2 separate regions of the Mus musculus genome follow, and region 1 is linked to region 2. Evidence: chromatin loops called from intact Hi-C (ENCODE). Cell type or tissue: gastrocnemius. All regions are shown on one strand. Each heading gives the region's core, and the rest is flanking DNA. Links, peaks and the distances in the headings are about the cores only. Region 1 holds the start of Gjc2 (gap junction protein, gamma 2). Region 2 overlaps Obscn (obscurin, cytoskeletal calmodulin and titin-interacting RhoGEF).

Region 1 (17,088 bases), core at 4,957-12,956, 100 kb after region 2:
AATGGCTTGTAACAGGGATGCTTTCTCTGCAGAGATGCTAGCAGCTGGAACCCCCTGGGGGAGACAAGGCTATGTATGGCTCGGATTTACCCTCTTTCTGGAGGCTCCATTCGCAGCCGGCTTCTGTGGTTTCCTAGGGGTGAAGCTCACTCAGTTGGGGTGGGGGCCTTGCCTGGAGGTGAGAGGCTCAGCTGAAGCTCAGCCTAGAGTCAGAACTTCCTGAAATGGCTCTCCTGGATGTCAGGCACACCTGGGGCTAAGACTCAGCTGAGGGCTAGGGTCACAAAAGGGTGGGGTTCACCTGAAGGGAGGGTTGAGGGGATCTCAGCTGCAGTAAGGGATCTCTCGAGACCTGGGATCAGGTATTTGGGCTCCAGAAGGAAAGGGACTCAGCCTGCTGTATTGGACTGCAGCCATGCTGAGGTTAGACTTAGGCTGAGCTGAGCCTGGCTCAGGGACTCCAGGAAGGGATGTGCAGTTGGAGACAGCAGTGCTACCCCATCCCTTACAGGAGGCAGCTGGTCACCTAGAGTCTGCATCAGGGTGGCTCAGGCTAGGCGAGCCTTGTGTCTCCCTATCCTCTGCCCTCCCCTATCTCTTCAGTCATCCGCGCTACACACCTCTAGCCCAAGATGAACATCCTCTGTCCCCTGAGCTGCAGGCTGACCTTGTGCTTGCCTGTTCTTTGTTTCTGACATCTGTGCCTCTACCAAGCCCCACCACCCGACCCTGGCCTGCTGCCTGGCACCAAGTGGCACCATCATTGGTCCAATGACCTCCAGGGTTTGGTCTCCAGCTTTCTTCTCCAGCCTGTCCCTGAGGAGGGGGTCTCCTTTCCCAGCCTCCCCAAAGTTAAGCTGTCTCTCCCAATGAACTGCTGTGGACACGTTTCAGAATGCTCAGACACAACGCATGGTTACACACACACACTGGTGCACACTGACCAGTGTGCAATGTGGGCTTAGACACATAAGCACATGGACACACTTGAGTGTAAACAAAAGTTAGTTTTATTTTACTTCCTTTGTTCTAGAAGTTGGCTTTAAAACAGGGAGAAGGGGACAGAAGATAGGGACAGGCCCCCCAGAGCTCTAATTTTCCAACATGGCCAACGCCACAGCCCTGGGCTACAGCTATATGCATCTAAGCAGCAAGGCACAACAGAACTTCCAGGATGTCCCCTAAGAAGGAAGTCATACCAAACGATCTCAGCTCAGAGAGAGGAGCTGTTCTTGGTCCAGGCCTCCTTTGGGTCTCGCTCAGTCTGCCTCAAGTGGGGAGCCAAGGGCCGAGAGTAATCAGTGCTGCTGCCTGTCCCTGACCTGGGAGTTCTCTGGCTCTGTAAGGGCCGAGGGCGCTGCAGAGGAACCCGGTCTGCTGCTGCAGTGAGGATAAGCTCAGTCCCCAAAAGGTTCGTGCCAGACACCCCCAATCCTATGGGGAAGCTGCGAGAGAGCCTTGGAAGGAAGGGCTGGCAGGCCCAGCAGAGGGGTCATCCCTGCTCAGCATAGCCTGGAGGGGCAGTCAATTCCTAGGACACAGCTCTGTCCCCACACCCTCAGGGGTCACATATAAGACCCTGGTCACTCCCCTTCCTATCCCGCAGGGAGGTACCTGAGCCAGCACCTCCTAAGGGGCTTCAGCTCCTTCTTTTAAAGACCCCTAACGAGGTCTGATCACTGATCACTGGTTGAGGGCACAAAGATTTCCACTGAATCCTCATGCCAAGCCCTCCCTGAGCTCTCCGCAGGGCCCTCAGATCCACACGGTGGCCTTGCCGTCTCTGCTGCCTGTACTGCCCTTTTCAGAGCCAGCCCTGGGCTTAGTGGCCAGTTGTTCCTGAGCTCCCGGCCGGCTCTGCTCCCCAACGGTGCCCCCCGACGTGGCGCTGCCGGTTCCGGAAGCTAGGCCGCCCACCCTGGGTGCCCCCCGAGAGGTTGCATTGAGCCCAGCGCACGGCGGACTGTCGCGGTCCGCGGAAACCGCCGCCACCGCCGCCCCATCGCGCAACGCCTGCAGCGCTAGGTTCGCCAAGTTCTGGTCGTGCGCTCGCGCGCGCTCAGCTGCACGCACCACCAGGCTGTAGTCTGGAGGGCAAGCCAGGCCGGCGGCCGCGGCCGGGAAAGCGCAGGGCGGTGGGCGCGGCGTGGGGCCAGGCCCCGCCGCTGAGGCTCCCCGACGGCCGCGCACAGCATCCTGCGCACTGCCGAGACCCAGGTGCGCCATCTCACAGAGGTTGAGCAACAAGCATAGACAGCTAACCACGTACATGACCAGCAAGAAGACCGTCTTCTCGGTCGGCCGCGACACGAAGCAATCCACTACGTGGGGGCAAGGCTGGCGGCTGCAGGCAAAGAAGGGTGGCACCTCGAAGCCGTACAGTAGGTACTGGCCCACCAGAAAGGCCACCTCGAAGGCCGCCCTAACCACCAGCTGAGCCACGTACACACGCATCAGGCCCTCCCTCTGGATGCGCCGCCGCCCATCGTGCTGCCCGGCCGGGCCAGGAGTGACCACCGTCTTGCCATCACCTCCGCCCCCTTTGGCAGCCACATCCTCCGCTCGCTCCTCCTCCGTGTCTTCTCCGGGGCCCTCGGGCGCCCCCGGCTCCTCGTCCTCATCCTCCTCTAGAGCCAATATGGGCTCCGCCTCTCCCAGATCGGTGGTGTCCGGCCAGCCAGGTGGCGGCGGTGGCAGCTGCGCCCTGGGCAAGCGCCGGGTGCCAGGGCGACGTCGGAGAGCGCGTCTGCGCTCCTGTTCCGAGGCCCGCGCCAAGCGGTGGACTGCATAGCCCAGGTACATGACAGAAGGTGTGGAGATGACCACTATCTGGAAGACCCAGAAGCGCACATGAGACAGGGGCGCAAAGGCGTCATAGCAGACGTTGTCACAACCCGGTTGCCGCGTGTTGCAGGTGAACTTGGATTGCTCATCTGAATAGATGGACTCACCACCGACGGCTGTCAGCACAATGCGGAAGACCACCAGCACAGTGAGCCAAACTTTGCCCACGAAGGTGGAATGATTGTGGATCTCCTCCAGCAGCCGCGTCAGGAAGCTCCAGCTCATGTTGGTCATGGGAGCGAGCAGGTGGGACCTACAGGCATGCATGCAGGTGGTCAGTAGGGACGCAACTGGGAACTGCTGAGCCCAGAGTTGTGGCGCCTGCAGGCTTATCCAGCAGCTGTCTACTTAAACACCCCAGATGACCTTGAGCTCACTACATTACAGAGGTCTCCTGCCTCTGCATTCACATCCTATGTGCTAAAGATGGGGACCGAGAATCTTCCATTGATCCTGCCCTTCCTGTCTGCTCTCTCCTAAAGATCTCCAAGAAAGCTTCAACTTGTAGGAAGTGCACCTTTGTCTCAGGCCCCTAAAGCCATAAAGCCATTGTGCTGCCTTTATTGGCAGAGGTGGGGAACCCGGACAGCACCAGCCCGGCTCAGTCCCAATTGGATGCCATCCTGCTAGGGTTTGCCCCAAGCCTGCCAGCCACTCAGGCCTTCCCAACCTCTGCTGCATCCCAGCCTTTGTGGTCAGAACCCACAGGCTTGAGACTCTATCATCCCTCAACCCCAAACCTTCGGCCCCCAGCCCTCCCCAATGCTTTAGCTTCCAATTCCAGCAGCACCAGCCTTTGTCCTTCCACACCCGGCACAGCAGCTCTGGGGTCCCTTCCATAAATGATCCTCCCCAAGCCCTTAACCCCTCTCACCCCTCCCACTGCTTAGAGGCCATCCAGGGCTCTTTCATCTAGCCCCAGGTCCTAGTCCCCTGGACTGTCCCAGGATCTGTCCGGGCAGGACTGGTGAGGCTGCAGACTAATACATGACAACACTTGGGCGCCTGTGAGCCTCAGAGATGACAATATTCAGACCGACTCAACTCAGTCTGGAAGATATGTGTCAGAGAAAGGCCCTGTGGTTCCCTCGTGCACCCCCTCCCTCATCACAGCACCCACGGAGTTACTACCTGCTCCTGGGAAAGTGTGGGGCAGGAGTCCTCCAAGCATTCAACACTGACACTTCTGGCTCCCTCCCCTGGCAGGGCCTTGGAGGTAGCAGCAGCAGGTATGGACCAGCATCAGGACTGGTGACTCCAGAGCTCTTTATGTAGCTAGGGCCTCTCCCCTCAGGGCAGGAAGAGGGGGCAGCCAGCAGAACAACAGGGGTTCCTGAGGAAATGGCCCCACATCCTCACATCTGTGCATCCCCTCTTGGGACGACATGTGTGCAATCAGAGACACACACCCTCATGTGAATACATGCATGCACATACAAGCATGTGTGTGTGTCTGTGTTCTATATGCAAACATTCACACGCACATACACTCATACACAGCTACCCTCATATGCACACAGATACACATCTGCAGACACACACTGTACACTCATATGCATGTACATTCAAATGCACTCAGACACAAATGTATGCTCAAGGATGTATACATTATAAATACGCATGCACACACACACTGGCACCCACATATTCATATACACCAATATTCATATACATTTATTCACACACTCAACCACACATGTGAAGACTCAAGACTTACACAATCAAATGCTCATTCATAAAGAGGCGTGAGCTCAGGCACACATGTGATGCACACATAAGAACACAAAAGTAGATTCAGCTCTCTTCCCTCAGCTTCAGTCAGCCCTGACCTGAAAGTTGAATCACTGGAGCCTAAGGCTTACCAGTGCAGACACAGGATGGTCTGGGTAAACCTGCCTGGCAGTGTGGAGTATTTAACAACCGAATCTCTGAAAAAGCCTTGCTTGACAACTCGCCATTTCTCTCCGGCATACCTACTCCTGTCCCAGTAGCTGATCAGCACTGGAGTCAAGATGTGTACAGGCAACAATGGAGACACTGTAGCTTAGCCCTGGGCTGACTCTGTCCCTGGGTGGAAGGACCTGTCACTCAAAGCATGCATGCAGTCACAGCTATTCACTCTTTAGAATGGCACAAAGATGTGCTATGCTTGTAGAGCTGACCTGGAAGAACCAGGACCCTGGGCTTGGGCCATGTACAGGGGGAGCTTCCGGTTAAACCTCTAGCCTGTAACTCTCTTGCCTAGCCTTGGCACGGACACACCAGCAGGTACCTTAAACTACAGAGGGTCAGACCCATATGTCAATCTCTCCTTCAAAGGGACTTGTCCACTCTCAGACTGCTTTACATGTGTTGCTGTCTCCTGAACATCTTAGTGTACCAGCAAACCCTGAACCCACCCACACGTGCTATCTGCACAACTTGGTACCAGATCATCACTTGCTTTCTAGGTCCTAGCTGCTTCACTCTCCCTATAAACTTGGCTCATGCCCACTGGGGTACCTTAGAATGCACATGGAGATTACCCCCATTGCCCTTCAATGACTTTTTTTAAAAGACAAGGTTTTATGTAGCACAAGTGGACTTCAGACTCCGCATGTATCAATTTGTAAGAGTTATGATATCCTTGAACTCTCCATCATTCTCCCTCTGCCTGCCAAGTGCTGGGACTTTCAGGCGTGTCTATGCTCTCAGCTCCTCCAGTGACTTCTGACTAGGGCACATATCAGGGTCTCACCTAGTCACTGCCCCAAGTGCCCTGCCCGTCCTCAGTTGGCTCCTGCTACTACATTCTCTGCTGTGCTGGAGCTCCCACCTGCTGCCTTTCCCTGACTTCATAGACACAAGCCAAATCACCTGGCCATACAAGTTTCACACACACACACACACACACACACACACACGCACACACGGTATGGGGGGGGAGCAGGGAGGACAGACAGGCAGAGAACCGTTCATACTCAACTCTTTAGTCTGCCTATCAGATGCTTCCCAATCACTATAAAAGTTCATTTTCTGACACCATCTCAAGCTAGGGACTCTAGAATGCATTTGTGTTTAGCATGGTAGAGGCGGACCCGGACTCTCACAGAGGTCATTTACAGATACACCGTGGAAACCTGTGGTGTGTGTATGATCTCTGGCTGTGTCCTCTGAAAGGCCCTGGCTGTGGAAACACGTGAGAAGTGCGAGCATTTGTGACATGGGTATGTTCACGCTGCCTGTAGTTCTAGTGCTTGGGAGACAGAGATAGGGAGATTGGAATTTCAAGGTCATCCTCTGCTGCACGGCGAGTCTGATGTCATTGAGACCCTTTCTCAAGCCCCGCTCACAAAACAAAGACCCTATCTAGGTCCTGGGTTCTGGTTTCCAACTTCTCTTTCAATAAAAGGAACTGCGAATCCCTGGGGGAAGTGGCTGATCAGAAGGCTAAGGAGGGAAACAAGAGTGTGGAGAAAGCTCAGAGAGGAAGAACGTGCTTACATACTCACACACACTGATAGGTGGATTGCTTACACTGACACTGTAACAATTTAACCAGTAGACTAAGGAAAGTAGAATCACAGACTGCAGCTTTGGTTACAGATACCCCAGATAACAACTGCACCCATGAATAACCAGGCTGATGACTGGAGAACCATCCCATCTCTGTGCAGAGGAACTCTGAGATGGGACACACAGTTAAGAGGAGCACACACCCACTCCAGCAGCCACATGTGGGAAGCAACATATCAGAGGACAGCATGAAATGGGGACTTGTACCTTTGCCGTGACACCTGAGCCCTATGATTCACCATTATGGCTGTTGATAGCACCTATATAGACAGGCTCATCACCCCCATAGTATTCTTTCTGAAACCCATAACCCCAACAAAGCAAGAGAAAACACAGGCCAGTTTCCAAGAGGGCACCCTGAAAAATACCCGAGTAGTATTTTAGTAGCCATGGGCAGCTAAAACAAGGAGACTAAGAGGTGCTGTGGTATCAGGAGGGGCAAGGGAATGTAGGAAACACACAGACTGCGGCTTTTCACTAACAGAGGCAGCACTAGAGTTTATTATGGTGATGTGTTTCATGCCAGTATGGAATGGGAAATGAGGTCCTCTGGGATCTTTTCTGTACTGTTATCTCCTCTGTTGTAAATTTAAACATGTTGAAGATGTAGGACTCTACCACAGAGTTATGGCACCCAGCAGAAACTACCAACCTCCCGCTTTGACCTGTGAGGCCTTCTTCACCAGCACCCAAGTCACATTCCTGGAAGTTCAAGAAGGCAAAACTTCAACTTCAGACTGTGGGGACCAGAAAAACAGATGGGCTAGCCTGCACCTACCTGGTGTAAGAGTCACAACCCTAAGTCTAGACAACTCCTACAGGTTGAGACTTCAGCTAAACTGCATTCCAAAAACGGAGGCACTAGCCTGAGTAGGCAACCCCCTCCCACTCTCCATGCCTTCCTTTGGCATTGCCCAGAGTACACACGTGTGCCCAATTCCTTGTAGAAAGCCCATACTCACCCTGGTCCTTGTCTCTCCAGTCCTGCCAGCCCCTCCACAGCTGAGCCAGGTTCCCCTCCCCATTTCTAGAAATCACTTCCCAGCTGGGTCCACACTGTCCCATACAGAGCCAACTCCAGCCAGCAGGCCCTCCAAAACGGATCTTCTCCAACCTCCCCGTCCTTGGACCCTGTATCTCCCCTTTTGGCTGCCCATCCTCATATCTCCCTCTCTGCAGTCCCTAGACACAGAAGGTAGGTGGGAAGGAAGCACTTAGAGTGAACTGCTGTGGCATCCCAAAGACTTCTGTGCTGGCTACCGCGCCACACTAACACAGCAGCGGTTGTGTAGGTCCAGCTGCTGAGAGGGTCTGCTTGGTAGCAGGCAAGTGGATAATGAAGTTTCTTCAGTTTGAGTAGACTGGGCCTGGTGCCCATACTGATCCCTGGGACACACTACAACTGGCTGGGGTGGACTGGCCCATCTTAAGATGGCCTGAAGGGTCTCAGCTGCTGGGGGAGGTACTGAAAATACCCTAGGCTCTCCGGTTTGTTCCCATCTCCCTCTACCATGGGTTTAGTTACCCCAAAAGAGCCACAAAGCCAGCTGAAGCCAAGCTAAAGGACACCCTGAGGGTCCCTTAATACAGCAAGACAAGATCTGGCCAGAGACTCAGTGAGTCTTCCAGGGTGGCATCTGGCACCAGCTGTGACACACCCCACAGAGCCTGAGAGGGGATGCAGGAACCTGGGAACCTCCACCTTAGCAGTAAGGAGTACAGACCAGTCAAGGCCCAGCCAGGCTGCAGCCCCAGCAGTACCCTCCCTACCTTCTCCAGGCTGGAAATGCAAACCTTCGGCTGAGCCCCTCCACCTGCCGGCTGGATGCTGATCCTCTCTAAGGGCATACTGTGGGGCTAGGGCCACCTCTCGCCACCAAGCACAATGGGGGATGGAGGAGGGGCCCTCAAGGGCTCCATTGTTCCCCCTAGGGTCTGAATCCATGATTGTCCCTGGGGGTGGAGCAGCAGGGATCTAGACAGGCCTGCTGGTCTCCCCAGCCTCCACTTGAAGTCCAGGCAGTTCTGGCTCACCCTTCTAGAGAAACATCTGCAGTTTTGGAGGCAGCCCAGGACTTCCCAGTCTCTCTGGCTACTTCTGCCTGGGTACCTGCCTGCCCTCTTCACACCCACATCCAGTTAATACCCCCAAGTCTGCCCCAGGAGCAGCCTCACCTGGAGATGCACAAGGCAGAGCTGTGGCTGACCACCGGGTGGGGGTAGCTGGCAACAACCACTGCCCTCCCTGCTGGGATTGCTCTCTTGGGCGGAGCCAGCAGCCTGGGCTGGGAGCCCAGAGGAAGAGGGAGGACAGCAGGACCAGACACTCAGAATGTCTCATCGTGGACAGGAGGGGAGGGACATCTCCCTCAGGAATGCTGCACCCTGCTACAACCTCTAGAGCTCAAAATTTGCGATCTTTACAGAAGGCCCAGGACTCTGCCTGCCTGCAGCCCTCACAGGGCTCACCTGCCCTTCCTTGGGTTGGCTGCCTATACCCAAGGCCAAGAACACACAGCACCCACAGCTCCAGGGCCAGCATTATGACCTTAGCTCTTCCCCTGCAGCTGGGCACTTTTGTTCCTGGCAAGTGGTATCTGTCCCTCTGAGTCCCCAAATGGCTCAGAAATACCTCAAAGAGACAGCAGCACTAGGTTGTCTAGGGCTGAGACGATTCCAGCCCATACTGATTGTCCCAGTTGCCTGACTCCCAGGGGAAGAAGTGAACACGAGCAACCCTAGCCAGCATTCTGATGACTAGTGGACCCTGGATGCGGGCAGGGACAAGGGCCACTAGACACCTATGCAGAGCCCCCTTAGCAGCCTTCATCTGGGCTGACCATGGAGGGGCAGAAAGCCAGAGGCCATAAGCCCAGTATGGAGGGCTGTGACACTATAATTCAGTAATTACTTTATTAAGAGGTCAGTCCCGCTCCAGCAGAAGGAACAAGGAAAGGAACACAAATAGTCCAGGGAGATTAGATATGGGTACTCTTTGGAGTCATTCAGCCAGTGAGTCAGCCCACGGTGCAGAGCCACCTTGTGGTCAGACAAAGGGTAGCTCCTTCTACTCCACAGTGGAAGTCTACTACAAGTCCTTGGTGCCCTGGCAAAGTTTCCCCCACCTCCAGGCAAATTTAGACCACAGACATCACTCTGTGGAATGAAGCAGGCCTTCAGGCGTGGCCAGTTCCCTGTGCTTTCTTGATTTCCTGCCAAGGAAGAAGGGAAACAGAAAGTCAGGAGAGGCAGGGAACCAGGGAGGGCTAGGGCTCATATCCTCCCTGGGTTCCCAGGGACTCCGGCTTTGCACCTGTACTTGACCATTCTGGCAACTGGCAAAGCCAGGGCTGCTTACAACACAGCAGGGTGTGAGCCCCGGCAACACAGGGTTTGCTGCGTTCACAGGATGGCTTGTGCAGGGGACTTCCCCAAGACAGGGTAGATGGGAAGGGCCTACCTCAGAGAGCGCCTGCTTCAGGGTTGCATAGGCTTTATCCAGGTCGTCATTGATGATCACCAGGTCAAACAAGCCAGGCTCCTTGCCTGGGGTGAGGCAAGAGACAGATTCAGGAACACTGGGACTTCGGCCCCTGCTGGGCTTGCCCCACTGTTAACAACCTGCTATCTGGCTATGGCTACTGTTGCCGTCACTGTGGTAGGATGGCCAGGGCTGGACAGTACTCTTGCTTCCCCTCTTCTAGAGAACCTCAGCTGGGGGCTGCTCCCATCAAGTCCTGACTTCTGGAGTGTGGACCACTGCCCCTGCCCAGGCCTCTCAGAACCAGCTCTGCCTGGGATGGACTGCCACATAAGGAAACAGCAAACGGTCTCAATGACAGTGTCTGAATGTGGACCAAGCTCAGACCCAGAAGCAAGAGCATAGCTACAAAAAGAGACCTACAACACTTAAGTCAGTAAACAAGTGTGGCCTCTCAAAGGCTCTGCAGACAGCAGTCTCGACCCCTCCATCTTTACCCTTGGTCCTCCCCAATTTCTGGTGGATGGGCTGGCCACGTGCTCAGAAGGTACGAACGGTCTGACTGCACTCACTGCTCTCCATGTCTGTCCGTGCAGCTGCCAGCCGCTTTGCCAGACTCTCCTCAGTCTCAGTGTTGCGCAGTCGCAGTCGTTGCTCCTGAAATACAGGTCCTTGTCAGGTCAGTATTCTGCAGGTCTCAGGACCTGCCCTGCAGGTTTCCCACACCAAGTACCCACCAGCACGTCCAGCGAGGGAGGCTGCACAAAGATGTAGATGGGACACAGATCAGTCTTCTTGATGCTGCGCACACCTTGTAGGTCGACATCTAGCACGCAGATGCGGTTCATGGCCTGCACAGCCCGAACAGCTTCCTTGCTGGGAGCAGGGAAGGGCAGTGAGCAGATAGATGTTCAGTGGATACAAGAGAAGACCTGGCCCTTAAGCCCACAGGAAATACATGCAATGACTGCTAAACCTTGTTAGCTTCTTAAGGCTTTCGAGAGCTTCAGAGAAACTCGGCCCTTTCCACCCCAAGGCCCATTCTGGGCCTGGCCTGGGTAGTGCAGAGGCTCTCGTGAACCCAGCACCTTCTGTACTTTCCAGAACTTCCAAGCATATAGTCAACCCTGTCAGGCCCTCTGACATCACAGCCCTTTGTACCTGTCCTGTAGCCGAAAGCCAAAAAGGTTTGGGCCTGGGCTGCCTGGCACTGCCTACCTCTCCACGTGAGGTGCCTCATGTGGCTCTTTGCCTCGCCAGATGGCTTGAGGACAGATGAGCCTGGGGCATGACTGGGCCTGCTTGTTCCCTGGAGCCTATCAGCTATGCTCAGAGACTAGGGGGTTAGCAAGCCATCCCAGCCCTAGGCGGGAGACTGGGAGGGCACTGTGAGGTCAGAGGTGACATGCTAGAGTGCTTTCTTTTGTTAACAGTTCTGGAATTACCCTGATCCATGAAGCTGGGCCCACACCAAACTCAGCCCACCTTGTCCCGTACAGGTTCCCTGAGAACTCAGCATGCTCAATGAAGTCCCCTGCTGCAATATCACGCTGCATCATCTCCCTGGTCACAAAGTAGTAATCTGGAGAAGAAGAGAGCTTTCCAGAAGGTACCCAAAACCCATCCCTGCCTGGCCTGGCCCCTCTCCACCCTACACAGGACTGCTATGGCCAGATCTAGGCTGGAACAGATACCACTGTCCCCATTGTCTTTGCTGAAGGATTGGAAATGGCCAGGTTCCATACACCAGGCAGGAAGAAGGTTCAGCCTTCACTATGATGCAGACTCTAATCAAGCTGTGAACCCAACAGCAAGAGAGATTCTCCTGCTGGGGATGAAGCTGTTACAGCCAAGGCACAAAGCAACCTTACCCCTTCCCCCTACCCCCACCCCAACACTCATTAGCTGGTGCCCAAAACCCCTGAATTAGCAGGCCGGCTCACCTTTGCCATCTTCTTCACCAGGTCGTGGGTTCCTTGTAGTATCTAGGAAAAAAACAAACAAAATTATCACACACTGAAGGGATCTACAAACCTCCCCCTACCCAGGTCTTCCCTTGACGGCCTGCTCCGTCCTCTGGTTATGTAACAACGGGTGGTGCTCACAGCCAGTGGGCAGCCCAGACCAGATCTCAAGAGGTCACTGGGGCCAAGATGCTTACTCTAGATGGAGGCCTGGGAAGGGAGAGGGTAATGGGGATGAGGAAGGTGAGGAGAGCATCTGCTAGATCAGGTGTGTGCATCTGGGGACTCTAGGAACAGTCCTGTGCTGGGACAGCCTCTGAGCTCCTCGCCCTTCAAGGTCTGGAGGCACTCACGAGACACGCTGAAGCCGAAGATGCTGCTGTGCTCCTGGAACAGCTTCTTGAGCAGAGTGCTCTTCCCTGCCCCTGACGGCCCGCTCAGCACTACTGGCCTAGGTCCTGCCATGCCTGTGGGTGGAGGGATATCATAGACATGAGTGGGGTTACCTTCACCGGTGCCCTGGCATTCTGTTCCATAGGAGACAGTGACGTGAAGGCCAACATCCTTATATACTGTGAACTCTCCTCACAACACCAGTCAACTGGCAAGATGGCAAACACAGGCAGCAGGAAGGCTGACAGGATTCCAATATCCAGCCTCACCCACACCCAGCAGGATGTCCACAGGCCAAGTGACCCGGAACCAGACAATGCAGCACACTGGCCCCACCCCATAGAGGCTGCCCTTCAGAATCTGACTTCACACTGCTGCCTGAGCTTTGACTCCCTTAAATGGCCTGCCCACAGGTGTCCCAAGTCTGAAATAGGAATGTCCCTGTCCCTACAGACATCCTCAAGTCTGTTCAACCCAAGCCAATTTGGGAAACTTCCCACTAGACACGCAACCATCTCTGACTTGTTTAGGAAGGACAATCTGCTGACAAGAGTTGGACGAGCACCCCCTAGCCTCCCAAGGGCAACGTGAGTGCAGCTCAGGGTGGGCCATGGGTCCGGGCTGCCAGGGAGGAGCACCCGCTGTAGGTATGAAAGCCCAGCAGGAACCTCCTCCATCAGGCTATCTGGGACTTGCGCTTCCTTCCTTGAAGTTCCGATGGCATCGCCTTAGTACCAGCTGATCCCCCTGCTTCCAGGCTCATGCCTGAGCAGACACAGCCCCACCTCACTGTCAGCTGTGGTCCTCCAGCCAGGAGTCTGAGCAGGTCAGTTACACGTCAAGAACCCCGTCTATAAAGGCCCTCCTGACTCCCCAGGATGGCACCCACCTACTTGATGTGTTGCAGCCTCCATGGTAGCCTGGGAAGAGTCAATGGCTGCTCTGCACTGAGGGCTAGGGGGACTAATCTCTGCCAAGCCTATACCCCGCCCTTCTGAGCAATAAATCCCTCGGGCACCAGCCCTGCCTGCACTGTGACATCAGCCCTGTCCTCCCACTCTGCAGGAAGGATGGGGCAGTTATTTGTCCTGCTCCCGAGATCTGCGCCTACACCTGTTCAAACAACCAGGTCAGCATCTGAGTGCACCGGGAGACCAGGAAGAGCCACCCCGGCACTGAGTACTGAGAGACCTGAGCTGCTGCTCTCTTCTGAGGTCTAGGCAGAGGGAGACCAGGGAGGGTATTGGGGAGCTGCTGTCTGTCAACCCAAGCACCTTTGACTTAAAGACACAGGCTACAGGAAGGGCACCAGCTTAGAGAGGAATTGTGTTCTTAATCCCCAATGTAGGCCATGAAGTAATCTTACAAAAGCAGTGTTGCTGGTATTCTATCAGATTCTATCCCACAGAAACACAAGTACTGTATGTAGGGTACACGTGCATGCACATGCATGCCACACACGTACAATGAAGATGCACACATGCGCACATGCACTTGTCCCTGAGAAGAACATAAGACCACCTATCAAAAAGACAGAAAAGGGACCTAGGGAAATTTACCAAGGATCACCAGTGCTGCCTCTCAATAAATCTGCTCCCTTCTGCCTTTCTCCAGAATGCTTACCGGCCAATCACACTGACCACTCTATGCCCTTTCCTTCCGGGCTCCAGCCCACCCAACTCAACACCAACTTCTCATTGGCATAGGCATCCCTTTCCCTAGTCATCGAGCCAGCCCTGCTGCTTCCACCGTGGCCTGGCCTTAGGGTGTGCGCTGCAAACCACACAGCCCAGCTCCTGCGAAGCTCCTTCCCCTCTGTCTGTATCAGGCACTCAGGCAGAGAGTGCCCCAAGGTGCTGCACAGCCTCAGATGCCCTGTGAGGGCACAGGTTGTGACCTGCAGCTGCCAATATGGGTTCTACATCTGCACTTTGCAAACAGCCATTTCTGGAGCTGTTGGTTCCCTTGAGCGTCAAAGGAGCTCAAGGCAGTGCTCACGTGGGGCTCGGAGAGGCTCACCACATAGGTGTATCCCACACATTGAAAACACAGGAGAACCAAAGCTAAGAGAGATGTTCCAAAACGCACAAGGTAAGAAAGCTTCTGAGAAAAGGATCCCAGGGAGGAGAGCCTCTAGGAAGCCATGTATTAGGGACAAGCCTGGTTGGGAAAGATGATCTGCCATCCCGTCAGCAATGGAGCTGCCTGTACCTATAACCTGCTTATAGGTACAGGCTATATAACCTGCTTCCAGCTCTAGGAATGAGCTGGCGTCACCCACAATCCAGCCCGAAATCCTCAACTCTGGGACTACAGGAGCCCTCACCTGTCCTAACCCTGTACCCTGTAGGCCATGACCAGGCAGCAGGAAGGAGGACACTAGCATGCAGTGCATGTGCATGCAGACCCACATCAGACAGCTGACTCCTACCCAGCTCTGCACACTGCTGCACACCCAGACTGCTTCCCCACTGAGGTACCTAACTCCCAAGCCCTCTTTCAGGAGTCACAGTGTGTAAGTTCTGTCTTGTTGCTAAACCACAAGTGACGGGAAGACATCTCTCCAAGTGCCATCCTGTTCACACCTTGGTTCTGCAAAGTCCCAGCAGGTATCCCTTGGCACATACAGCTCATGGATCTCTGACAGCCCTCGGTGACCTTCTATGACACTACACTTGCTTGGATCTACAAAGACTACACCAGATGACCTTAGTTAGCTAGCCGTGTGGTACAGTGGCAGACAGCAAGGAGAGTGTGGGCCAGGCAGGACTAGTATGGACCTGGGAAATCCCCAGGCCCACTGAAGGAGGGGCTCTCTCTCACCAGTAGCCAGGTGACAAGACCATTACTACATCTCCACAGGGCCACAGCTTATGTCAGAAATTATAGATATAGTCTTTGGCCTAGCATTTACAGAAGTGTGTGGTGGATAGAAGCAACTTCCTTTGGGGAGACCACTGAAGAAACTTTGGACCCCTATCTCTTCAGCTTTCCCAGTCCCAAACTTCAACTGCCTGACAAAGAGCCCCAAGCCCCTAATTGTAAAACAAGCCAAGATTCAAGCGACTTCATAGGAGCACTGGAGGGAACATGCTCTGCTGGGACGTCCTAGACAAAACTTCCTATACATCCTCTTCCAATCTATACCTCAGGCCTCTAGGACTGGAAATCTGTCACAACCATCACCTCCCTCCTGTCAACTGAAGAGCAGGCCCTTCCAGGAAGGAGAAGAACTACTAGTCCTCCAAGACAAACAGCGCTAGGCAGACATGAGTGACACACCCGAGCCCTGAGCCCCCAGGACTTAGGCACCTCTTCCAACAGCAGCAGCCAGAGCAGCCAAAGCATTTTCAATCTTATTCCTCTGAGCCAGATGGACCTACCACGGCCTCCCAACAAAGAGGTGGAGGAGCAGCAGCCAACCACGGACAGCCTGCTGCACCTTCCTGGTGCTGCCCATCTTCGTTTGTGTCTCTTCCCAGCAAGGACAAAAAGGAACGGGCTGATTCCTTGGCCAGGAATCATGAGGTAGAGGGAACATAAAGGAAAAAGGGCTCAGAACCCAACGAGGATAAAGGGGAAAGACCCTAGGACACTGCACAGTTTGTCATCTGCTCGATCGTGCAGAAGGGACACCAAGGCTTTACAGGGTCAGGGAAGACTGAACGGTGGAGGAGGATGGGGGACAGGGTAGAGCAAAGGAAACTGAGGCCCAGGACGTGTAGGCAGGGAATGGGTAGGGCAGGGCAGGGAAGACTAGGGACCAGCAGAAGCAGAATCAAGAAAGATAGGGACCGGGGCTGGAGAGATGGCTCAGTGGTTAAGAGCACTGACTGCTCTTCCAGAGGTCCAGAGTTCAAATCCCAACAACCACATGGTGGCTCACAACCATCTGTAATGGGATCTGATGCCCTCTTCTGGTGTGTCTGAAGAAAGAGACAGTGTACTTATAGATAATAAATAAATCTTGAAAGAAAGAAAGAAAGAAAGAAAGAAAGAAAGAAAGAAAGAAAGAAAGAAAGAAAGAAAGAAAGAAAGAAAGAAAGAAAGAAAGGAAGGAAGGAAGACAGACACCATCACATGCAATCAGGGAGGATGGGGACAGGACAGGATGGGACAGGGAAGATTAAGTCCCAACCAGAAGAGTCAGGGATACAAGAAGCCTTGCTCATATGGCTGCCTCCCAAGAGCTCAACCCTACTCTAACTTTCCTTCTTTGTCGCCTGGGCTCTTTCCTCTCACATCCCCTTCTGCCTTTTCTTTTCCAATTACATCATGTTTCCTGGATATTTTGTGTTTGTCAAGACAGACGAGAAAGGGAAACAACTTTAGTAGTCGCTTTCATAACTAGCCTATGACCTCCTGCAAGGTGAACTGAAGGAGCACCCACAGAAACAAACTGCATTCTTCTTTCTCTCCTTGGAGCCTATCAAAGGCTGACCAGTCATTTACTTGCTTTCTCCCTCTCTCCTCAGATACCGCGGAGCTAATGTCACCTGCTCCACCTCCAGGCACCACCAGAACGAACCCCGCCCACTTCCACGTTGGATAAAACGATGCCTGAGAATAATAAGCCCAAAGGCAGATTAATATTTTTTTCTAAAACAAAACAAATCGGGACAAGCCAAATCCTAATAGTCTGCAGGGCCTGCACCATCTGCAGGCACTGAAGTCCAACGCCCGCAATGGCTCAGGAGTAAAGCCATGTGCTTGAGCCTACCCAGGACGCCGGCTGGGTAGGGAACAGAGGAAGAGCGCAGACTAGGCTCATGCTGCACCGATCTGCTGGTGGCTGGGACTCCGCGTGCCCATCCCTGTCGTTCTGGGGTCCCGAGAAACACGTTCACCCGG
Region 2 (13,879 bases), core at 4,873-12,872:
CAAGGTTCAAGACATCAGAGGCTACTTCCCAGCCTCCCCAGCCTCTGCTTAAGTGTCAGATTGACTGACTGAGCTACATGCACTGAGAACAGTCAGGCCATGAATGAGAGACCAGAATCCTGGGCTTGCTCTAGAAACTGAAAGATGCTCAGGCAGGAATATCACTCCCTTCAATAACCAAAATCCCCCCACCCCAGCACTCCCAACAGATATTTTGAGTCCCCCACCATGATAGGGAGATGGTCCCTAGAAGCACCCCAGCAAAATTGTACCCCACTTTCAGGCTCCTGGCCTCAGCCCACAACACCCACCTCTGATGATGAGCGAGGCCTTGGAAGTGAGGCCCAGCACCGAGAAGACCACCTCTCCTGCATCACTGAGTGCAGCATCTTTGACTGTCAGGGTGTATTTGCGGCCCTGCCGAACGGCGTGAAAGTGGCCAGAACCACCCACTGTCTTCCCACCGACCGTCCACACTGCTGGGTCACTGGGACTCTCGTGGGAAAGGACACACTCAAAGCTGCAGCTCTCTCCCTCCAGCACCTCCACTGTCTTTAACCTCTTGGTGATGCCCACGTGAAGATCTAGGGGACATAAGAAACAGGTCACCAATCAGTCCACAGATGTCAGCCTGAAGGAACAGTAGTGTCCCATGCCAGGCAGTAGGATGGGCCACATCACTATAGGGCCAAGTTTCCCACTGTCCCTAGCTCCACACCTGATGACAAAGTATGCCATAACTGAATTGGCACCAAAATCCTCCCTTCAAGCTGTCCATGCCCTGATGTTTGCATGATTGACAGCTACGCAATCAAGGTGGTTGGGAGGAGAATCCCACACACTTCTAACCACCTTGTAATGCCAGGAGGGGAGGGACAGTAGCCTCATAAGTAACTCCTTCCAGGGAGAGCCAGCCTAGTCCTATGAGGAATTAACTGGGCTCCCTTCCTCTAAGGCTGTCACAGAGCCTCTGAGGGATCATGAATGAACAGGCTGCTACCCTGTGTCCTCCAAGCTAGGATACCAGACCTGAGCCAGGACAGTGAGTGGCTTCCCAAGCTGAAAGACGTGTGCTCAAAGGGACTATTCTCTTTAATAGTGCTGTGTGGGGAGCAACTGTGAACCTAGGGACATTCTGTGAAGAATAAGGACATAGATGGCCTGTAGCCTCCTCACCTGCAGAAGAGGACATCTGCCCTTGGCCTGGAAATCCTCTTAAGGGTCACACCTCTTAGTGTCCCCACACATGCCTGGCTGATTTCCTTTCAACCCCATCACATGGCACAGAACCAATGTCAGGACTCTGAACAAATCCATACCAGCTCTGCACTGTGAGGATCTGGAGACAATTGCCCTGGACCCATCTGCCAGGACCTCAAAAGGCCACATTAGACTCCTTAGACTCCTAGAGGCTCAAGACCAGAGTCAGAAGCAAGCCCTTGCTGTCATGGTGCCTGCTTGAAATACAGAACAGCCCTTCAGTCCTAAAGAGCAGCCTGGGGCCTCTAGATGGGAAGAATAGACCTATCCTGACCAAAAGCCCGGGCTACTCACCATGTACGCTGACCTTGGACTGGGTCTCCTTACTGCCCACCTGGCAGGTGTACAGTCCAGCATCCTCATGGCTCAGGTCATGGACCGTAAGGCCCCGGGCACCTGCCTTATGTAGGAAATCATACTTGTCGCTGGGACCAAGCTCCACACCATCTTTGCGCCAAACCACGCGTGCCTCGGGGTCGGAGACCTCGCATTGCAGGGTCAGCGTGCCACGCTCTTCTGCAGATACGTCATCCAGTGCTTTCAGGAACACCACTGGCTTGCCTGGAAGAATGGCATGGGCTGGTGAGGGGAGCCTGTGCCCACCCAGGGAGAGGGCAGCCCATGGATTCCACAGGTCCTCTCACCTTTAACCACCAGCCGGGCGGAAACGGACACCTTGGGGGAGGTGGCGCACACGGTGCCTGTGTCAGCCTGCCGGACACTCTTCAGCACCAGGGTGTGGAGACAGCCCTCATGGCTGATCTCATGGAAGCTGTCATTGTACAGGGGTGTACCATTGAGTGACCATTCGATATCTTCATCCTTATGGGACAGCTCGCAGGAGAAGCAGACCCGGCCTTCCTCCATGGCTTCTGCATCCTGCAGTGGCTGAATCACTGTCACCTCCCGAGCTACATGGCACACACACAGCAGCACCTCAGCACCGTGTCACCAGCCACCCCCTGCCCCAGAGTGGGGTCTACTGCCCTCCTTCCCAGCTCTCTACCTTCCACAGTAACCTCAGCACTGCTCTGGGCGCTACCCGCCTGGCACCGGTAGACCCCAGCATCAGCTGGCGTGAGCCGGAGTATGCGCAGCTCTGCCATCTGGCCCTCCAGCGCCATCTTGAACTTTTCTGACGGGGACAGGGGTGTGTCATCCTTGTACCACTGCACAGCCTTGGGGGCTGGCCTGAAGTCACAGGACAGGACTACTGACTGCAGTTCACGCCCTGCTTTGGGCTCCAGAGGCCGTGTCAGTACCACAGGAATGTCTGCAGGGAAAAATCCAAAGGCAAGGCTGGGAGCCACAGGAAACCAGACCACCCTGCCCATCCTAGATCCTAAGCCATTTGCATCCTCAGCCCACACAGGGTGCCTGGCCCTCTATTTCAGGGATGTGCTCCACATGCCCCTCACTGCCCGCGCATAGCTCTGTCCCAGCCAACATATACTATCCCATGCTTCCCTGGCCCATAGCCCTGCCATGCCTGAAAGCCCAGACCCCACCTGTCAGATCAGCCCCGGCCCCCATGACAGCTCTCATTAAGCCCACCCATGTGCCACCCTGTGCCCGTGTTTAGCTACACATTCTGTAAAGCCACTGAGTATTGCCCACCCACAGCCTTGAGCCCAAGTATTATTGCTTTGGCATGGGCCACCTATGCCTGGTCACTTTTCCGATGTCCTGCTGTGGCGTACCCTGTTCACTTCTAAACTTACAAGCCCCTGAGGCACAGCAAACCACAACCCCAAGCCATGCCCACCCGTGGCCCTAAACCATGGCCACCTGCATCCCTGATATGTGCCTACCCTCAGCTTTGCCCCATGCTGTATTCTAACCTGAGACAACCAGCTGGGCAGAGGAGCGGGACTTGCCGATAGTGAAGTGCACAGGCCCGGTCATGGTAGAGCAGGTCTTGTGCAGTGTCAGCCGGTGCACGGTGCCGTCTTGCTCCAGTCCCACGTTCCCCCCTGCCTGGAGCACAGTCTTACCAAGGAGCCACTTGGGTGGCCTCACGGAAGGGATGGATGTCTCACATTCAAACCAGGCAGGGGCAGGCTCCATCACTGTCATGTCCTTCAGTCCCCGCACAATAGTGATGGATTGCTCTGCGGGTGGAGGGCTGCTGGTCACCAGTAGAACCCTACAGGAGGGATCGGTCTCTCCTTCCTACACACTGTATATTCCTTCTCATCTCTTCCCCCACTGCCCGGGTGTCCCCAGTCAGACCCCTTTCAGAGGTGACAGCCTCCAGAACCTACAGAGCAAGCCACAGAAACCACAAATCCCACCCACTTCACAAAACCAAGAGGACTGTCCACGCCTTTATCCCACACCTTCCACAAAGAACTGGGCACTGGTCTTGACGTTGCCAGCGTCACAGGTGTACGTATCTTCATCCTCAGGCTGCACGTCATTAATGACCAGCTTGCGGTAAAGGCCGTCACTGACCACCTCGTACTTGGGCCCAGACTGCAGCTCGACTCCGCCCTTGAACCACCGCACCTGGGCACTAGCCCGGGACACCTGGCACTCCAGCACTCCACGGTGTTTTTCCATGGCAATCTTGTCCCTCAGTGGGCGCAGGAGGGTCACGGGCAGTTCTGTGGACACGGTCGGGTGGTGTCAGGATGGTGATCTGGAAGCTTTGCCTTGGCAAGCTCCCAGGAGCCAAGAGACTGGCCTTTACTCCAGTCCAACAGCCCATGCCTTCCTTCCCCCCGGGGCCAGCAGGTGGCCAAGTCAAGTGTTCCGCCCAGAGCTAATCTAGGATCTGCTGGGCACAACTAGCAAAGTGGGGCACCTCCTCTTCCCACTAAGGAGACCATACTCCCTACTTTCCTCATGACTCCTTGCTGCCCTGTCTGAGAGGGGTCTCGAGGCAGCCAAGGCCGTCTGTCAGGCTGTCTGTAAGCCAGCTCACCACATCCAGTCCCTCCCCTCACCCATCCTTCCTCACCTTTCACTCGGAGGTGAGCTCTTGATTCTGCGTTCTCAGCTACAAACTTGACCTCCCCTGCATCCTCTGCCAGTACCCTCCGGAAGATAAGCGTGTATGTCCTCCCTGGAGACCAAGGATACTCAGTACTGCTGAAAAGGAGGAAGGCAGCCTGGGGACCCCAACCCACGCTGCTCTGCAGCCCTCGGCCCTATTACCTTCCTGCCGGATGCGCACGTTGTCACTGGGCCGTAGCTTACTGGATTCTCGGAACCACAGGCCGGGAACCTCGTCGTGGGATACCTCACAGGAGAATGTAGCACCCTCCTTCTCCATTACCTCCACATCCTCCAGCGGCTTCGTAATCTGAACACTGCGACCTAAGGGAGGGGAGAGAGGTGGTTTGAAAAAAGGGGCCCCCAGCTTGCTGTCTCTCTCTTCCCCCCCCCCCCCGTGGATCCTGATCTAGAACTTTTATCTGTTTCTCCAGCATCCAGGCCTGCCTGGATACTGCCATGCTTCCCACCATGATGACAATGGACTATAAGCCAGCCCCAGTTAAATGCTTTCCTTTATAAGAGTTACTGTGGTCCTGGTGTCTCTTCACAGCAAGAGAGCACTGACTAAGACAGCTGGCATGCTGAGAAGCATAGGGGACTTCCAACACAATACCAGCTTGTAGCCAGGCTTGTGGAAGCAGAGGCCCAAGGAAACACTCACTCCTGCCTGCCTGCCTGCTTCCCCGGCCCACCCTCCCCACTCCGTCCGGAACTCACCTTGCACCCTCAGAGAGGCAGAGGTCTGAGCATCAAGAGCATCACATACATAGACACCCTGGTCCCCAGTCTCACAGCGGTAGATAACGAGACTCCTGCAGGTTCCCTGGGCCACTATGCCTATGGCCTTGCCTGCCCGCAGCTCCACACCATCCTGTAGGGCAGAGAGGACTGGTCAGGACTAGGGAGGCTTGGGAGAAGGGGTTCACCTCCTGGATGCCCACAGAGAAAAGCAGAGAGGGGGGAGAAATACCTTCAGCCAGCGCACATCCACAGGCCTCGACAGCTCACACTCCAGGGTGACCTTCTCCTTCTGCGTGGCCACCACATCCTGTAGTACTCTGGTGAAGCTCACGGGCAACTCTGAGACAGGAGGTAGGGAAGGAACACATGGAGGTAGGAGATGCTTTCTGATCAGGCAGGCTGATGATAATCCCACAGAGGGGTTTCCTCTTCCCTCCTGGTCCCATCTGCCTCCCTGGACCGCTTAGGGAAATGAAACAGGTGTGCCCTGGAGTGGAGCTGCCAGCCCTCTCCTGCTCACCAGTGACTATGAGCCTCGCAGACGTGTGCACGCCCTCGGCCCTGAAGGCCACCAGCCCACTGTCCTGTGGCTGCAGCGCCGAGAGTGTGAGGATGTGGACAGGGCCTTGTACGGCCAGGTGGCATTTGGGTCCAGGCTGAAGTCGCAGGCCATCTCGGGTCCAGCTGCCCTCCACCTCGGCATGGGACAGCTCCACATCCATCGAGGCCGTGCCCTGTTCCTTAGCCTCCACCTCCTGCAGACCGCGAACCAGCCGGACCTGCCGCACTGTCAGAGGGGCTCTAGTGAGCTAGTGAAGTGAGACCCTCCAACCAGACAAGACTCAGAGGCAAGTGTGAGTTTATCCCACCATCCTGGAGGCCACGGAGCAGAGGAAGGACCTGGGCGGTAGCCCCCAGTGAGCACCTTCACCCGGCTCAACTTCAACCTCAGCTGACCCTCAGGGCCTGACCCTTCTCATCCTTTCCCTCCTTGGATCCACCTTCCAGAACCAGGGTGACCGCCTGCCTCTACCCCGCTCCACCTCACAGCCAGCACAAGGCCACACCCCCCACTCCTGAAGGAGCCCCTCCCTCCCTCTTAGGTCCCAGCCTTACTTTCTACATTGAGCTTGGCCTGAGTCTTATCATCTGGTGTCTCACAGCCAAAGAAGCCGCGGTCAGCAAAGCCCACGCTGCGCAGCACCAGACAGTGCCGAGCACCCTCAGCGCGGATCTCCACGTTCTCGCTGGGTGTCAGGACGGCAGCATTCCGTGTCCACTTCACCTCGGGCCAGGGCCGCGTCAGCTCCACCTCCAATGTCACAGAGGTCCTCTCCTCCACTGTCTGTGGCTCCAGCTTCTTTTTGAAGAGGACCGGTGCCTCTGAGATACAGAAGGGCAGAGGTCATCCTGGCTGCCTTGGGCCTGCCCAAGCCCCACCCCAGCACCCAGCCTGAATCTAGGCCCAGAATGCCCCACTACATGAGCAGGCCACTTCAAGCAGAGCCCCAACAGCACACCTTATATAGGTTCATTTTATAAGGGGAAGAAGCTGAGGCTGTTTCTTCTTCAGTCCTCTCCCAAACCCTGCTTGCCCTGCTCCGGTGCTGAGTTCCCAACTATGGCCAGATACTATCAACAGCCAGCCTTCGGTATCTGGGTAGGGCCACTTCACAACCCCTCAGCCACTGCCCCATTGTCTGCCCTTTAACAAGGCCCAAGGACCCTGGATCGTGTTAAAATGTATGGGGAGGGCAAAGGCTTTAGCGTGGGCCTAGCTGTCCCATCTTTCCCTGTCCCCGGGGAAGCACACCCAGCCTCATCGCTCCCTTGCCCAAGAGCCAGCCATGCCTGCTGCATCCTCAAATGAAGTCCTGCTCTCAAGCACATCCACACCTCTCACTTCCAAGTGCGCTGGCTGCCTGCGCCCCTCCAGCTTTGCCGCTGCAGACTCATCCAGAGACCATCTCCTCCAGAAGGAGGCCTCTCTGGGTTGTCCCAACCTTATCCCCACCCCTGCCAAATACACATGAAGAGAAGATATCTAGTCGTCCCCCCATCCTCTGTTGACAGCTGAGAGATTCCATATACCCCTGGGGTCAACCAGATCAGCCTGACACAATATGGGGCTCCCTCATCAGCTCATGAAGAGGGAAGGGCACCTATGGCAAGAGCCACTGGACATTCTGAAAGTCTGGGCAGTGCCCAGCTTACCTCGGACCCGGAGGGCAGCAGAAGATGAAGCCCCCTCAGCCTCCACTGTGACTTGACCGGCATCCTCCAGGGTCAGGCCCAAGATAGTCAAGCTGCGGCTGGCCCCACTCTCTACCATAACAAACTTCTCGCTAGGCTGCAGCTGCATCCCGTCCTTGTACCATGTGACCCCTGCATCGCTGGGGGACACGACACACTGAAAGGTGGCCTCTTGGCCCTCCTCTGCGACCATGGCACTCAATCCAGACGTAAACTTGACCACTCGGGGAACTACAGAGGAAAAGAGTGCATGAGAGGTGGCAGGAGAGGCTCCAGAGAGACACCCCCACACACACACCAGACAGACACATGGAAGGATGTCTCCCCCAGGAAGCCACCTTAGCTCACCCACGGGTACCTTTAACAGTGAGCCGTGCGCTGGTGCGGTCATCCCGGCTCTCACACACATACTCCTCTGCGTCATCCTCTCGAAGGCCAGACACGGTCAGCGTGCGCCTAGGCCCCTCTGATGTCATCTGGAAGCGCTTGCCTGGCCGCAGCTGTGTGTTCCCACAGCGCCACACAACCTCAGCCTGCTCCGGGCTCAGCTCACAAACCAGCATCACGGTGCCACCCAGCTCCCCTTCGACGGGCTCCAGGGGTTTGGAGAACTTGGCGGCCACCTCTGAAGGAAGAAGAAGGTGTCAGACAGTGTCCTCTGCAGATGACCCTGTGTTCTGAGACCCACTCTGGGCCTGTTGTGGAACACTGTCTGCTAGTCTTTAGAGCAGACATAGGCATCCTAGAGGAGACCCAGACGCCTGGTCCCCAGCCTCTGCTTACCTTCTACCTGCACCGGGAAGTCCTGACCTTCCTTGCCAACACGGCAGCTGTAGATGGCACTGTCCAGGACCTGTGCGCCTCTCACGGTCAGGGTATGGGTATCACCCAGACTGGTGGCCTCATGCCGCTTACTGCGGCGGATCTCCACTCCATCTTTGAGCCAGGTCACAGCAGCCACAGAGGGTGCAGCTATTGTGGCAGTCAGGATAATGGTCTCATGTTCCTTGACAACCAGAGGTTCCCTGCGGCTGGGTCTCTCCGGAATCTGGGATTCGGCCTCTGGTTCTGAAGAGAAGTAGGTAATGAGCATGAGGGTAAGGGCCAGCATGTGCCACTCTCTAACAACAGTGAATGCTAGTTGCTGTCACTCTGTTGATCCAGCAAGAACATGTCTCTCCTAAGGACCACTGTCACCAGCGCCATCCTAACCAAGAACCCAGCAATCCTGCCCTGCAGGAGACTTCAACCCACAGGTCAGCATGGCATAGAAGAGGCAGCTAGCACTCCAGAGCATGACAGATGGGCCATGGAATGAGATTGGAAGTCTATAGAGGCAGCCTGAGAAGATAGCCTGGGGCAAAAACACTATGGGCAAAAGTTAGGGTGGGTGTCGGAGGAGACAGAGATGGCTCAGTAGAGCCTGGCCCAGCAGTCACCCTTAAAAAGACCACATGCTTCAGCTATCAGGGTGTCAAGGACTGCAGTCAGAGACAAGGACAGCTGGGAGGGTGTGGTAGCAGCCACTTCCTGGCCACCACCATGGCGACATGCTGTGTCGATCTCTGTCAGTCTTACAAGATAGTGTCAGGCCTACAAAAACCAGTCCTGTGAGCCTTCCTGGAAGTGGAAACATATGAGGTGAGAGATCCTGAGATGGTTAATTTCAAATGTCTGCCTGGTTAGATTAAGAAACATCTAGAGAGTTATGAAGCATTCCTCTTTGAAAAGATTAATTTTATGTATGTGTCTTGTGTGTTATTGAGAATACATGTATGTGTGTGTGTGTGTCCATCGAGACCAGAAAAGAGCATTAGAACTCATGAAACTGGAGTTACAGGTGAGCCATACAGGTGTTGGGACTAAAACCCAGGTCCTCTGCAAGAGCAGGGAGTTTTCTTAACTACTATGTCAGCTCTCCTGTCCCATGAAGCATGCGTGTGTGTGTTTGTGTGTGTGTGTGTCTGTGTCTGTGTCTGTGTGGTGTGTGTGTGGTGTATATGTATGTATACGTGTGTCTGTGTGGCATATGTCTGTGTGGTGTGTATGTATTGTATGTATGTATATTTGAGGTATGTATGTATATGTGAGTGTGGTATGTAGTGTGTGTGTGTGTATGTGTATGTGTGTGGTGTCTGTGTGTGTAGTGTATATGTATGTATATGTGCATAGTGTGTGGGTGTGCGTTTATGTGTGGTGTGTATGTATGTATATGTGTGAGCATGGTATGTGATATGTGTGTGTGTGGTGTCTGTGTATATGTAGTGTGTGTGTGTGTGTGTGTGTGTGTGTGTGTGTGTGTGTGGTGTCTATGTTTGGTGTCTTGTGGTGTCTGTGTAGTGTGTGTGTGTGTGTGTGTGTGTGTGTGTGTGTATGTGGGGTAGAGAGGGAGGGAAGGAGGGAAGGAGAGAGTGTCCCCTGAGAGGTTTAGCTGAAGGGAGACTACCCTGCATGTGGGCTGGGACCCCTAACTGAATGTGAACAGAAAGGGGGAAGAAAGCTGAACACCAGCATCATCCATCTTTGTCTGCTTCCTGGCTGTGGATGGGAGGTGACAAGCCTCATGCTTCTGAGACCACAGCTCACCCTCCCATAATGGACTTGATACCCTCAAAGAATAAACCAAGAGGAACCCTCTTCTGCAAATGTCTGTCAGGTAGATGACCATAGTTACCAGGTAACAATAACAATCCAGGTACCACATTCAACATGAACAGGTTTAGAGGGGATGGAAGTGGGTGTGCAGAGAGAGCAGGGGAGGGGACAAGACAGAGGCAGGTCATCCTGGCCCAGCAGCAAGCCAAAACAGGCTTCTAAGCTGGAACCATCACACAGGACCAACCTACTACTGAACTACCAGGACTCCAGGGCTACAATAGGGCCATGGACCAGCAACAGGAAGAGCAGGCTCTGAGCCTTGGGCCAGGACACTCACAGCCCACGGGGACAAAGAACTGGGCCTTCCCCCCCCCCCCAGAACTTGAGGGATAACAGCTCTTGCACCTGACGAAGCCAGCCCAACAGAACCATTGACAAGGAAGGCAGTGGAAGTGAACAGGGAAAGGAACTGTTGGGAGCCATCAGGAGTGTGTGAGAAAGAGGCTCTGTTCTCAGAGCTCAGGAGACAGTAGAGGAATAAAAGGAACAGAGACTGAGCTGTAAAGCAGACAAGAAACCCATGTGCTACTGAGTGTTCAGCTGTATCTCTGCCCTGAACACAATGACACCCACCTGCCACGTCCAGGCGGAAGGAGAGCTTCTGACCCCCGGCCTCGCAGCTGTACTCCCCAGCATCCGCCTTGCCCGCCTGCTGCACCACCAGCCTCCTGGAGCAGCCCGAGGCCTCCACGCGCACCTTCGAGCTGGAGCTCAGCTTCTTCCCGTCCTTGAACCATGTCACCTCAGTCTGGGCCTGGGCCACCTCGCAGCTCAGGGTGGCACTGTTCCCCGCCTCAGCCTTCACCTCGGTGCGTGCCTGCTGCTCCTTGGCAAACATCAGCCTGGTGTCTAGAGACAGGTGGGGACACACAGGGTCAGAGAAGTGTCTAGATCAGAAAGGCCATGTGGGGGAAGGGATTGGATGTGGTGGCCACAGGACAGAGCGTCCTCCAGGCTCTGTACCTGATGTGCTTAAGAAGTCCCAGCATCCCTCAGCACAAGCCACAGTCCATCCACACATCCCACCCCATGATAGAGGGTTCTGTTACAGTTTCTGTGAAAGGCAAGGGACACATCTGCCCTCAAGTGACAAGGGTGTGTAGCCCCAGGACTGTGCAAGGTACATACATTCCCATCAGTGCAGAGAGTGCCTTGCCTGCTCTGAGAATCACCAGCCACGGTGTTAAGGATGTAGCCTCAACTCTCTCTGGTTCTACCTCGTGTTCCCGCCTCACCAAGTGGAGAATCATTCCCAGCTCTGGCCGCTAGTGCTCGATCTTCCGGGATGTGACATTTACTCCATGGCTGATAGCGCATCTCTGCCCCATTCATAGTTTTAGGTGCTCTTTATAGATTCACATACTAAGGCTGTGCCTACAGATTTCCAAGTGTCTTCCCCATCCGCCGTGTGTCAGATGGAAGGTACACTAATGTAAAGTTTCATAGGAGATGAAAATGTTGACTTCTATTTGTGTTGAGTGGATGTATATCTTATTTAATTGTATTGTAAGATTTTTCTCTCTTTCTTTTTTGTTTTTGTTTGTTTTTTTTTGTTTGTTTGTTTTTTTTTTGAGACAGAGTTTCTCTGTGTAGCCCTGCATGTCCTAGAACTCGCTCTGTAGACAAGGCTAGCCTCAGACTCATAGAAATCCACCTGCCTCTGCTTCCTAAATGCTGGGATTAAAGACATGCGATACCACCACCCAGTTTATTCTGAGATCTTAAATAATCCATTGTCTGCTCAGAGCTAGTTTTTCCCCACAGTAAAGTCTGATGCGGTCAGGTGACGAGTCTGCTGTTTTTTGGCAAGTACCACTAAGATGGAGACAGGAACATTAGGAAGGTTCTGGTCAGAAACAAAAACTAACAAAGATGAAACTCCCCAACATGGGAGCAACGCTCCAGACATACAGGACGGACAGGATCTTCCCGGGACACCCTTGCCATTCAATGTACGGCTCCACACAGATCTAAACATGGGGATGGGAAGGGGGATGGTGTGAAGAGATAATGTGTAATGGAGAGGCCAAAGGGCCAGCCATGGTCGGTCTTGGCTCACCATGAGCCTAAAATACAGAGAAGTAAAGAGACCAAACTCAACATAGGCGCAGAGTCAGCCATGGACATGAGCTAGTCATTACTTCCACACAAGGCTTAGTATCTCAACACCCACCTGCCACGTCCAGGCGGAAGGAGAGCTTCTGTCCCCTGGCCTCGCAGCTGTACTCCCCAGCATCCGCCTTGCCCACCTGCTGCACCACCAGCCTCCTGGAGCAGCCCGAGGCCTCCACGCGCACCTTCGAGCTGGAGCTCAGCTTCTTCCCGTCCTTGAACCATGTCACCTCAGTCTGGGCCTGGGCCACCTCGCAGCTCAGGGTGGCGCTGGCCCCCGCCTCGGCCTTCACCTCACTGTGTGCCTGCTGCTCCTTGGCAAACACCAGCTTGGGCTCTGGGGACAAACAGAGGCACAGAGTCAGAGACTCTGTCTAGGTCAAGAAGGCCACATGGGGAAACATTTGAACGGTTGGCTGGAGGACAGAACTTTCTATAGGCTCTGCTCTGGCTATGCCCAGGAGAAGCCCCAAGGCCTCTCAGTACAAAATCAGATCACCCACATAGGACACTTACAGTGCAGAAGGGCATGTGACAGAGCGTCTGTTGCTCTGCCCCCGACTCCTGTGACAATGGAACACTGCCAATCAAGGAACATCATCACCAGGGATGAGGGTCCCTGACACTTCATGCCTTTACCTGCTCTGAGCACTGTAAGGTGCTGTATCAGGAAGGGGCTGGGCTGTCTACAGTTAGACCTTGTCCTGATACCTCACCAGGAAGGGGCAGTTTTGGCCTTTAGTGCTTGGTCCTCTTGGTGTAACAATTATGTAGTGATCAGTACCATTGTCAGCCATTTTCACCGTCTGTCTGTCTTTTCATGCTTACCACAGCCTTCACCTTAAGGTTCTGATTATGATAATGAGTGTCTTCCTGCCAGCCATGAGCCTTTGTTTTCCCTTTCAGTTGTGTCTTTTGATGACATACAGGCATCTCATAGGCTACACAGACACAATGTTTCAGTAGACGTGAAAGTGTCCTTCCCCTTTATGCCTGACGCATTTATATCCTGTAATTCTATCCTGGAGTCTTAAGGATCCCACAGATCTAATCAGAGCCTGTCACCCATCACACTGAGTCTGCTGCAGCCGGGTTCACTGGTGTCCTTGTGAGGGAGAAACACATCCATTATAAGTATGGCTCTGCGATCTTATCGCTATTGCCTAACAGCCCTCCTGGTCAGGGCCACGGTCAAAACACACAAAAAGGAAGGGTGGCGGCCTGGCTATCCTTGGGTCTGTTGTCAGGCTCCCTGGTCCATTTCTGGAGCAGTCACCCACACCTATATTGGCGTTCGGCTGTCTCCAGGATGGCAGCATCAGAGTAACCCTGGGCCTGGACGTCTCGTAGATGAAACAGTCTTTCTTCAAGACTCTTGTGATTCCACTTGGGCCTTGAAATCAACTTAATCAGTTTTCACACCACCTAAAGATCTTCACTTTGAAAATCATCAAGAACAAGTACCTCTCTTGATCTGGAGAGCTGGCCCCGGTGTTAGGAGCACTGGCTGCTCTTCCAGAGGATCCAGGTTCGATTCCCAGCACCCACATGGCAGCTAATAACTATCTGTAACTCCAGTTCCAGAGAATACAGAGCCCTCTTCTGGCTTCATCGGGCATTGAACACATGTAGTGCACGAAGCATTCATTCATTCAGGCAAAACACCCATGCACATAAAATAAAAATAAATCTTTTAAAAAAGAAAAGAATAAGCGTAACTAGGTTATCACACCCCTGCTCTGTTCCTATTTCTCCCTAAAAGAAGTTCCCCTCAAAGGGCTAAACATGCCTCAGGAGACACGGAGCCAAAACCACAACACAAGGTGTTCCTGCAGTTCTGAGTTGTCCTGTGCCA

Evidence for each region. A loop is a pair of places that touch in the nucleus more often than their neighbours do. Peaks named below come from ENCODE experiments on the same cell type or tissue, not always from the same donor. Only the 100,000 strongest peaks of a DNase experiment are listed, where the experiment ranks them.
Region 1: a loop joins it to region 2, with 2.7 times the contacts of the local background. A loop is called at or near these places in 14 of 42 quality-filtered maps.

The regions. Positions count from the first base shown.
Region 1 is chr11:59,174,577-59,191,664 of GRCm38, forward strand. Gjc2 (gap junction protein, gamma 2) reads right to left here and starts at 8,250. Exons shown (of 2, transcript NM_175452.4): 1 at 8,170-8,250; 2 at 988-3,097. The coding sequence starts at 3,078. The coding sequence ends at 1,756. Guk1 (guanylate kinase 1) reads right to left here. Exons shown (of 8, transcript NM_008193.3): 2 at 12,198-12,311; 3 at 11,824-11,865; 4 at 11,366-11,462; 5 at 10,618-10,756; 6 at 10,453-10,537; 7 at 9,860-9,945; 8 at 9,279-9,611. The coding sequence ends at 9,576. In gastrocnemius, for the core only: a CTCF peak has its summit at 9,442 (motif pointing left); DNase peaks (open chromatin) are centred at 7,460, 8,636 and 9,447; H3K4me3 peaks cover 1,196 bases; H3K27ac peaks cover 2,497 bases.
Region 2 is chr11:59,074,580-59,088,458 of GRCm38, forward strand. Obscn (obscurin, cytoskeletal calmodulin and titin-interacting RhoGEF) reads right to left here. Exons shown (of 104, transcript NM_001171512.2): 18 at 12,086-12,361; 19 at 8,038-8,316; 20 at 7,613-7,879; 21 at 7,216-7,485; 22 at 6,118-6,384; 23 at 5,522-5,788; 24 at 5,231-5,340; 25 at 4,978-5,131; 26 at 4,223-4,327; 27 at 3,600-3,866; 28 at 3,102-3,371; 29 at 2,267-2,533; 30 at 1,905-2,171; 31 at 1,555-1,821; 1 more. Among named protein-coding and RNA genes, the nearest start is that of Obscn, 55 kb to the right of the region's middle. In gastrocnemius, for the core only: no CTCF peak of the experiment used is centred there; a DNase peak (open chromatin) is centred at 8,765; H3K4me3 peaks cover 2,267 bases; H3K27ac peaks cover 5,210 bases.